2 separate regions of the Homo sapiens genome follow, and region 1 is linked to region 2. A link is a loop called in an ENCODE intact Hi-C map of the cell type or tissue named here. Cell type or tissue: CD14-positive monocyte. All regions are shown on one strand. Each heading gives the region's core, and the rest is flanking DNA. Links, peaks and the distances in the headings are about the cores only.

Region 1 (4,393 bases), core at 173-4,172, 50 kb before region 2:
GGAAGATAATTCAATCAGTGAAAAGAAAGCTAAGCATAGGACTGTATTCTGTAATGCAAAAGAAAAGGACAAAGATTAGCTGGGCATGGTAGCAAGTGCCTGTGGTCCCAGCTACTTGGGAGGCTGAGGTAGAAGGATTGTTTGAGCCTGGGAGGCAGAGGTTGCAGTGAGCTGAGTTGTGCCACTGCACACCAGCCTGGGTGACAGAGCAAGAACCTGCCTCACAAAAAAGAAAAAAAAAGGACAAAGAGATCAAAACTATCAGAAACAAGGTCTAGACATAGAAAGACAGGTGATAGAAATCTAGTTTTGAAGGAGAGAGAAAAAAAGAACAGAAGAGCTATTTAAAGATATTAGAAAAGAAAATATTTTTAAGTTGAAGCAAGACCTGCATTTGTAGATCAAAGCTCATCATATGTTAGCCCAAATTAATAAAAAACAGACCTAGATTTAGACATATTGTAGTGAAACAGTTAAATGTTGAAGGGGAATTTAACAATAATGTTAAAAAGCCAATACAAAGAAAACATTATTTTATTTAAAAACACATAAATGGAAAAATGTGGTCTGTCCTTGATTAGGAAGAGTTTTGATATTGCAAAGATACTGATTTCCCTCAAACTAACTGATAAGGTTAATGTCATCCCTAGTAAAATGCCAGCGGCATTATTTTTAAAACTGTCTCAAACTGTTTCTGAAATTATTCTGGAGTAATAAAAGATATTGATGGGGAGACACTGAATACAGGGAAGGAACAAATGAGAGTAAGGAAATATAGTTAGCTATAAACTATTTTGTAAGAAGAAGAAGAAAGTTTGGATGGAGTTGAATGAGTTTTTAAACATGAAAACAACAAGTAAGCAATTGATAACTGATAGGAAAAGACTAAAAATTTAGGTCAGGATTCCAGAGGACATGAGGAAATATGAGAAGGTCACAAACACTCTCAGATAGAAGGGAGAATATTCTATCCAAAGAGTCTGAAATCATCAAGAAACAGTAATATTAAAATAGTAATTATAATAGCTAACATATTGACCATTGCGTGGACAGCTGGAGAAACGATGGTTAACAAGACAAACACTCCGGGGTCTTTCGGAGCTTCAGGTCTGGGGGAGGCAGAAAAAAGATGAGGAAACAAACACAATCATTGCAAATGATAAAAAGGTATGAAGGAAATAAACAGGTAATAAGAATAGTGGCGGGAAGTGGGAATGACACTACTGAAGGAAGTCCAGAAGGGCTTCTCTGAAGATATTTAAGCCAAGACCTAGGAGATGAGAGGTGGAATGGATCAAAAAGCAGGGAGGAGGGTCATTAGGTAGAGAGCCTGGCCAGAGGTGGAAACGTGCTGAGATCAGTTCAGTCAGGTGCATTGAGGTCTTCGAGGAGGGAGGGAGAGGATAAGCCATGCAGGACCTTGGAAGCTACTATAAGGATCTTGGATTTTACCCTAGGTGCAATGAGAAGCCACTGGAGGCATGATACAACCTGATTTGCATTTTTAAACATTCTGGGCCACTGTGTAGAAAATGGATTGACGGGGCCAGAGGGGAGCAGGAACTGTCAGGAGGTTCTTCCAGAGTCTCAATAAAGGGTGGCATTGCCCTAAACTAGGGTGGTGAGCATGGAGAAAAGAGCTACAGGGAAACTCTGGAGATCCAGTCTGTGGGACTTGCCGACGGGTTGTTTAAGGAAGTGAGGGAAGACAGAATGATCCACACATTTCTGGCTTGGAACCTAGAAGTGGAAACTCTCCACTGGATAACAAGATGTGGATAGAGGGTGATGGGATATGGGCAGATAAAACGGTAATGAGGCTTGTGGGGTAGGGCCAGGCCTACTGCCCTAGGAAATTAGGAGACCTCATACACTCTGAGTCAGAAGCCAAGTGAAAGCCACATTAAGGAAGTTGTTCTACAACATGTGTGCTGGCTAAAATAGAAGGAGTCAAGTGGGAAGCCAATAAATGAGGACCTGGGCTTAATTCAGGGCAGCAAGAATGGCAAGGAAGGAACTAGGAAATCATTTGAAGAAAAATTTGGCAGCATATTGGGCTGGGCGTGGTGGCTCATGCCTGTAATTCCAGCACTTTGGGAAGCCAAAGGGGGGTGTATCTTTTGAGCTCAGAAGTTCAAGACTAGCCTGAGCAACATGACAAAAACCCATCTCTACAAAAAAATTTAAAAATTAGGCCAGGCATGGTGTAGTCCTAGCACTTGGGAGGCCGAGGCAGGCAGATTGCCTGAGCTCAGAAGTTCAAGACCAACCTGGGCAACACGCTGAAACCCCATCTCTACTAGAATACAAAAAATTAGCCAGCATGGCAGCGTGCGCCTATAGTCCCAGCTACTTGGGGGAGGCTGAGGCAGGAGAATTGCTTGAACCCGGGAAGCAGAGTTTGCAGTGAGCCGAGATTGTGCCACTACACTCCAGCCTGGGCAACAAAGTGAGACTGTCTCAAAAAAAAAAAAAATTAGCTGGGCTTGATGGCGTGCACCTGTGGTGTCAGCTTCTCGGGAGGCTAAGGTGAGAGGACTGCTTGAGCCCAGGAAGTGGAAGCTGCAGTGACCAGGGATTGCACCACTATACTCTGGGTGGCAGAGTGAGACTGTCGGAAAAAAAAAAAAAAAAAAGCAGTGTATGGAAGTAAAGAAGAGACAATCAAAGGTGACAATGGGAGAGGAATGGTGCTAATGTCTGACGGCAGGTGGAGAAGGAGGCTGGTTCTGAGAATGTTTCAGAGTGAGGACAGGGCTCCCAGATGGAAATGTCTGGCAGGCAACTGAAGTTACAGAACCAGAACTAAGATCTGAGGTCCAGACTGGCTGGCAAATGGGCCACATCCTAGAAAATGGAGGGTAATTCAATCTTTCACACACGGAATCAGAATCTTCTAAAAAATTAGAATACACACTTAAAATTCAAACTGCATTTGCTGGTCACACCACTCTACGTAATTCATTTTTCTTTGAAAATTCCGAAGCTTCCTTGGGTTCTTGTGCTTCAGGGTCACGATCAGGAACATGAATTATGGTTGGTATGAGACAACTTTATCTGAAACAGAACTACCATGGTTTGGGAGCAAATGTTCTCTTTGAGCCTCGGTGTAGGAAACAGACAAAGATGCTGATCTCCTGCATAGAAGGTTTCTATTCTCACACTTCTCAAAACTGACACAGATCACTATTTTTCAGCGTTAGCCCAGCTGACTTGCATTTTGTTTCCTGCTCTCGCTTCCACGTGTACCTTGTGAGCCATATGTTAGGCAGTTAATAACGTAGTTTCAGGAACAATACACCTGGCTTCCTCTGCTCACAGCACAGTGGAAACTTGGCTCCACCCATGCGGGAATCTCCCTGTTTTCTCCTCGGTTCGCCTCCCTTGCTGACAATCTCTTTCTCCCTCTCCTTGGCATCCATTTCTCATCTTCCTACCCTTTCGTGTTTTCTTCTCTTCCTGCTTCACCGGCTTCTTTCTTTTCCTTCTGGCTGGCGTGTCTCCCTCTTCAAGCTGCCTGCTTCATCCATCTTCTCCCCTACAGAGCTCAGAGATTTAGAACAGCACTTGCTTGAATCTCATTGTCTAAGCAATGACTGCCCTCCCTGACTTCTGTCTGTTAAAAAAAATAAAAATAAAAATTCTTGTCATTTGAGCTTCATGACTGCCTGAATTCTTGATACACTAAGATTTATTGTGTGTACACAATGGCGACCCCCAGGCTAAGCACTTTGAATGCATATCATGAGTGTTCCAAGGAGAAGAATTTCAGGAAGCATCTCTTTGTTCTATTTGGAAAACATAATTTTTATAATTATTCAAGGAGGTAATGCATGGAATCAAATGAATGCTGTGGCCAGATCCATGGCTGGGGTCCAAGGAGTCACTCTGAGGGCAGTGTGGCTTTTTTGAGGGAAGTTTGAACACTGTATCTCAGCTGTGAGTGGACATTACAGTGGTCAGCAGTACTTACTGCCTGTGCACTGACCCTTTACTTCATTCGTCTACCTTTTCCTCCATCCCACTCCCAGCCCCTCACCCTAAAGACTACACAGGAATGTAAAGAGTTGGTGAGAGTTGGGAGATTTGTTTGGGATAGGAAATGTTGGCAGAATAGGCCATCTTACAAGGTACTTTCTAGCCAACCAGCTGAGTCACTACATGGTGAAGTTAGTTTATAGTCTTTGTGAAGATGGATGGAATAACAAGACTTTGCAATGCTTCATTCCAACAATTCAGTCACTTTAATAACCAAACAAGATGTTACTATGTGAGGATCAATGCAGGGCCAATGGCTAACACTGTGGCCAAACCCCTGCCTGACCTCAATGACCAATGCAAGCAGAGCCACAGGGGAGAAGTAACCCGGTCAGCCACCCAACTGTGTTCTTTC
Region 2 (4,393 bases), core at 207-4,206:
CTATAACTGGGTAACATGCCTAGCCCAGATCATTCACTCCCAGGCACAGCAAACAATTAGCTTAGACTAGCCAGGATTGGTTCTTGAGTCACACAAAGGGGAGGTGGAAGGTGGTTGGAGGTGGTGGTGGGGAGAGTGACATCTAAACTAAATCCTGTCTCTCCAGAAGAGAAAGAGGGAATGGCTATTAGGAAGGCAACTTACAGTGTCTGCTTCAACATGTTCATTTTTTTTTAAATGTTTCACTCTGATTGTAGTGTTTTTTAACTATACTATTCTCTAAATTTGGCTGTGTTTACTATGGTAATTATTTTAATTAAGTTCTATTTGATTATTTGTAATTCACCTTGTTTTACAACTTTTGATTGATTTTATAGTATAAATACGTATACTGCAATAAACCATATGATACATAAAAGAATTTAGGACAGGATCAGGATAAATACAAATAAATATAGAAGTTCAAAGTTAGGAAGAAAAAGAATTACAGATATGCAGACAATAAGTCCCTTACATTGCTACTTAGCTGAGCTTCATAACATCAAAGAGAAAAGGCAAATGTGGTCGCTGCGGTCATTCTTGCTGTCAGAGAAGGAAGGTGCACCAGGTCCTCAAGAGGAGCAAAGATTTTTTTAGTTCTTTTCAACTAAATTTTGCATGTGGACTTTTATCTAGGAAGCACTGAGAGGTATCATGAACAGGGTGTTTGGCATCCCCACAACAGATGAAAAACTGGGTTCTTACAGCTCTTCTCACAGCAGTCCTCATTGGAAGCTCAAGGCCTAACATGAAAATGCAACTCAGCAAATGTTATTCCCTGGAAGGCCAAAATAACAGGTCTGAGTACTTCTTCTTATCCTTCTACTGGTTTGATGCAACACAAAGACCCAAAACACTCAGCAGAACTGCCAGTCTACGTGCCTATCAGACAACCTTCAAGACTATTACTTTTTTTTAACTGGCGTGTTCACGCATGTGTGTGCCTATGTGTGTAAATATATCTGTATATTTATGAATAGATGTATACATCCAAAATACTATATATATAGGAAGAGATCATTTGAGGGTAGATTCCATTGCCCACCATGCTGTATTCTAGCTCATCAATTGAGGCTTTAGGAATCGACCTGGTAAGGTTGACATCTGTGGAAATTAAGGCCTCTATTTAAAATGCTCACAGAGGAGAGTTCTATTTTTGTAAATAGGATAATTGGGTGGAAAACTGTGCTAATGTCTGTCTTTATTTAACCACTCCAAGGGACAAAGCCTAACTGCTAAAACCATGAGGCCATAACCAAGACACCACCATTTACCCAGGGACACCGTCATCTTTATACTGCAATTTTAAAAGAGTATGGAGGTCAGAAGCCAGACAGTTGGTTTCTGTATTAATGTCTCCAGGGGATGAACAGAGGGTGAGAAGGAGCAGATAGACAGAGGCAGGTCTGGACGGGAGGTTGGAGAGCGGTCAGCGATGTTCTCCCAGCTGTCAGGAATGTTATGTGGGAAGAGGTTAGGGAAGAGAGTTAGGGGAAATATCAAATGAGGGAATGACTGTGTCCTGGCAGAGGTGTTATTTCCTCTAAACCACTTTTGATGATCTTCTGTCCTTGTGAAGATGTTGGGAGTGGACAGTGCCAGGACAGTATGAACTGTTGTGCGGCGTGGCGGATACCAGAGGAGGGTGCAGGGAACAAGCATTTATAGAGCCTGCCACTATTTCACCTGCTGACCTCCTTTGAGAGGCAGTATTAGGAAATGGTTAGAGTGCAGCTGTGTAATCAGAGGCTCTAAGCCCGAGTCTTCTCCCAGCAAACGAGGATAATAGCGGCGTCTTACCTCAGACCTGTTGGGAGCTGCCGTGAACACGTCATCCACGCCCAGTAAATGCTAGTTAACACAGTGATGGCCATCCAGAGAGCTTTCTTAGCCTGATGTGAAGTAGATCTCAGGCTCTGCATTTTCCAGCAGGGTAAACTGAGGCATAGAGAGACAAATTCACTTGTGCAAGATCTTTTATCTATTAAGTGTCAAAGCTAGGATTCAAGCCAGGTTTTCTAGCACTAAAGCTTATTGGTTTTTTCTGTTCCATGCTGCCTGAATTCATAGGTAATTCACCTGTGTCTTATAACCCAGACACGTGATGTGGGCCATGAACCACAGCACCTTTCTGGGTCCACTGTGCTGGTGGATAGCTTTCTGTTCATGACAATCACGTCTGATGAGCTTGGCAGTGATTTGTATGATGACAGTGACCGTCCAGCAGTATGTTAAGGAGTCTGGGTCAGGAGGGACTTTCTTCATTTGTTTTTGCCACATCACCCAGAGAACATCCCTGTAAAAGAAGGCGGTTTGATGAACTTGGAGGAACTCCCCAGCACTCTACTTGTGACCATGACAATTGTGACAGTTTTTCCTTCACACTGTATTCAAGGTCAGGTTTTTGTTCTTGGACCTTGTTAAATCGAGGATAGTGGGCTTGAATGACTTGGTGTATCATGGAAATAGCCTCATGTGGTGTTAGCTTCTGCCTGGGGTCACCAGCTGCTCCCACAAAGCTGAGTAGCCAGTAATTTCTTACAAATCTTTTCATATTAATAGAAAAATGGAAGGCAGATGGTGGGCCAGGAGGAGTGCTTTTTCTTTGAGGCTTTGAGGGCCTGTCAGGGGATGAATTTTGTGTCCCCCTCCCCACTCACATGTTGAAGTCCTAACCCCCAGTACTTCAGCATGTGACCTTATTTGGAAATAGGGTCATTGCAGATGTGGCTAGTTAAGATGAGGTCCCACTAAAGTAGGGTGGGCCCCTAGTCTAGTATGACTAGTGTCCTCATAGGAAGGGGAAATTCAGACACAGACACGCCCACAGGGACCATGGCTCATGAGCACGAAAGCAGAGACTGGGTTAATAGGCATAGAAGCCAAGGAACAGCAAAGATTGCCAGCGCCCACCGGAAACTAGGAGAGAGGCATGGAACACACCGTCCCTCACAGCCTCGGAGGGAGCCGGCCCTGTCGACACCGTGATCTTGAACTTCTGGCCTCCAGAACTGTGAGATAATAAATTGTGTTGATTATGCCCCCCAGCTTGTGGTGCTGTGTTATACTAGGCCAAATAAAGTAACGTAGGGCCCATGGAAAAACAGTGACTTACAAATTCCAGAAGAAAAGCTAGAGCCCCTCCTATGCTTTGGTTAAAGTTTCCATCGGAGCGTGGGAGTCTGGATGTAGGGCTGAGGGTTCCAAAAGTGTCATAGAAAGCAGAGAAGCGGCTCAGATGGGCAGACCAGCTTCCGAAGAACACGGGTGTTCTGTGAAGGTCATTGCGTGGAGGTGACCTTTTCCCTCACTGAGTTTTTTAGAGAAAGCAATTTTGTCCTTTCAGGTTGGAAAAATATTTTCTTCAAGACCACAAAGTGACAGTTAAAAAAAAAAATTGGCCACCTGCAAGTTTAAATGTCACCATCTAGAACAGCTCTGCCTGATAGAGCTTTCCGTACTGATGTCTCTCTCGGTCCACCCTCTCTCCCACAGTAGCTACTTGCCACGTGACCAGTAAGCACTTGAAATGTGGCCAGTGGGGCCGAGGAACTCAATGTTTTATTTTAATTAATTTAAATTTAAATAGCCACTTGTGCCCGCTAGCTAATTCTATGTGTTGGTCAGTATGGCTCCAGATCACCAGAATAGTGGTGGGATGGGACCCAAGGGAAAAACCGGGGGTGCCTGGATATCCAGTGGAGGCCACAGGAGGGCTGGGGCTGATGGGTCACCCTGGCTTGGCTAGTGCCCTTGTGTGTGGTCTTGTCCTCAGCCACAGGGGCCTAGGTGGGAGTAAAAGTGAAGTAACACAGGCAGAATTTTCTGGATGCTTTACTAAAGAGATGCTTAATGTGAGGCTTTGTCTGCCGTTCCTTCTCTGATCCCAAAGTATCTTCGACTGGTTTAGTGCTCGATAGAGATGGGGTAGATTAAGATACTTGAAGAAAAGCCAGGAAGCTGGGTCTCTGGATATGGGCAGACCGAGATGTTTCTTTGCAGGTTTCAAGTGCCGGCCCTTGATGTACCCAGAGGGGCCGCTAGTCCCAACGCTAGGAAGGTGGGAACGTCCAGATGCAGACCACCTTCTCCGAAGCTAGGAGGGTTTCCCCTGAGTCTGTCATACTAGACTTATTGATTGCAGATGCCTGTCAAAAGCTACTGAGGCTCAGCCACCTCTGCGTTCTTCACAGTTGCCACCCTGCCTCCAGCCCCTGAATTGATGGCTGCTGCAGGGAGTGTGACCAGAGGATGCCGTTTGGAGAGTAGTCACATGGGACATCTCAGAATCTGAGATGGAACCCCAACTGGGCAGTATTTGGTGCAGTTTCACACCGAAAAGGGGTCCCTGTGA

The links. Hi-C counts contacts between places; a loop is a spot of excess contacts. Peaks named below come from ENCODE experiments on the same cell type or tissue, not always from the same donor. Only the 100,000 strongest peaks of a DNase experiment are listed, where the experiment ranks them.
Region 1: a loop joins it to region 2, with 6 times the contacts of the local background. A loop is called at or near these places in 1 of 110 quality-filtered maps.

Annotation. Positions count from the first base shown.
Region 1 is chr7:139,797,319-139,801,711 of GRCh38, reverse strand. It overlaps a transcript of TBXAS1 not described here. Among named protein-coding and RNA genes, the nearest start is that of HIPK2, 22 kb to the right of the region's middle. In CD14-positive monocyte, for the core only: no CTCF peak of the experiment used is centred there; a DNase peak (open chromatin) is centred at 1,901.
Region 2 is chr7:139,747,074-139,751,466 of GRCh38, reverse strand. The region is part of intron 1 of HIPK2 (homeodomain interacting protein kinase 2); the gene reads left to right. Among named protein-coding and RNA genes, the nearest start is that of HIPK2, 29 kb to the left of the region's middle. In CD14-positive monocyte, for the core only: no CTCF peak of the experiment used is centred there; DNase peaks (open chromatin) are centred at 2,316 and 2,836; H3K27ac peaks cover 1,540 bases.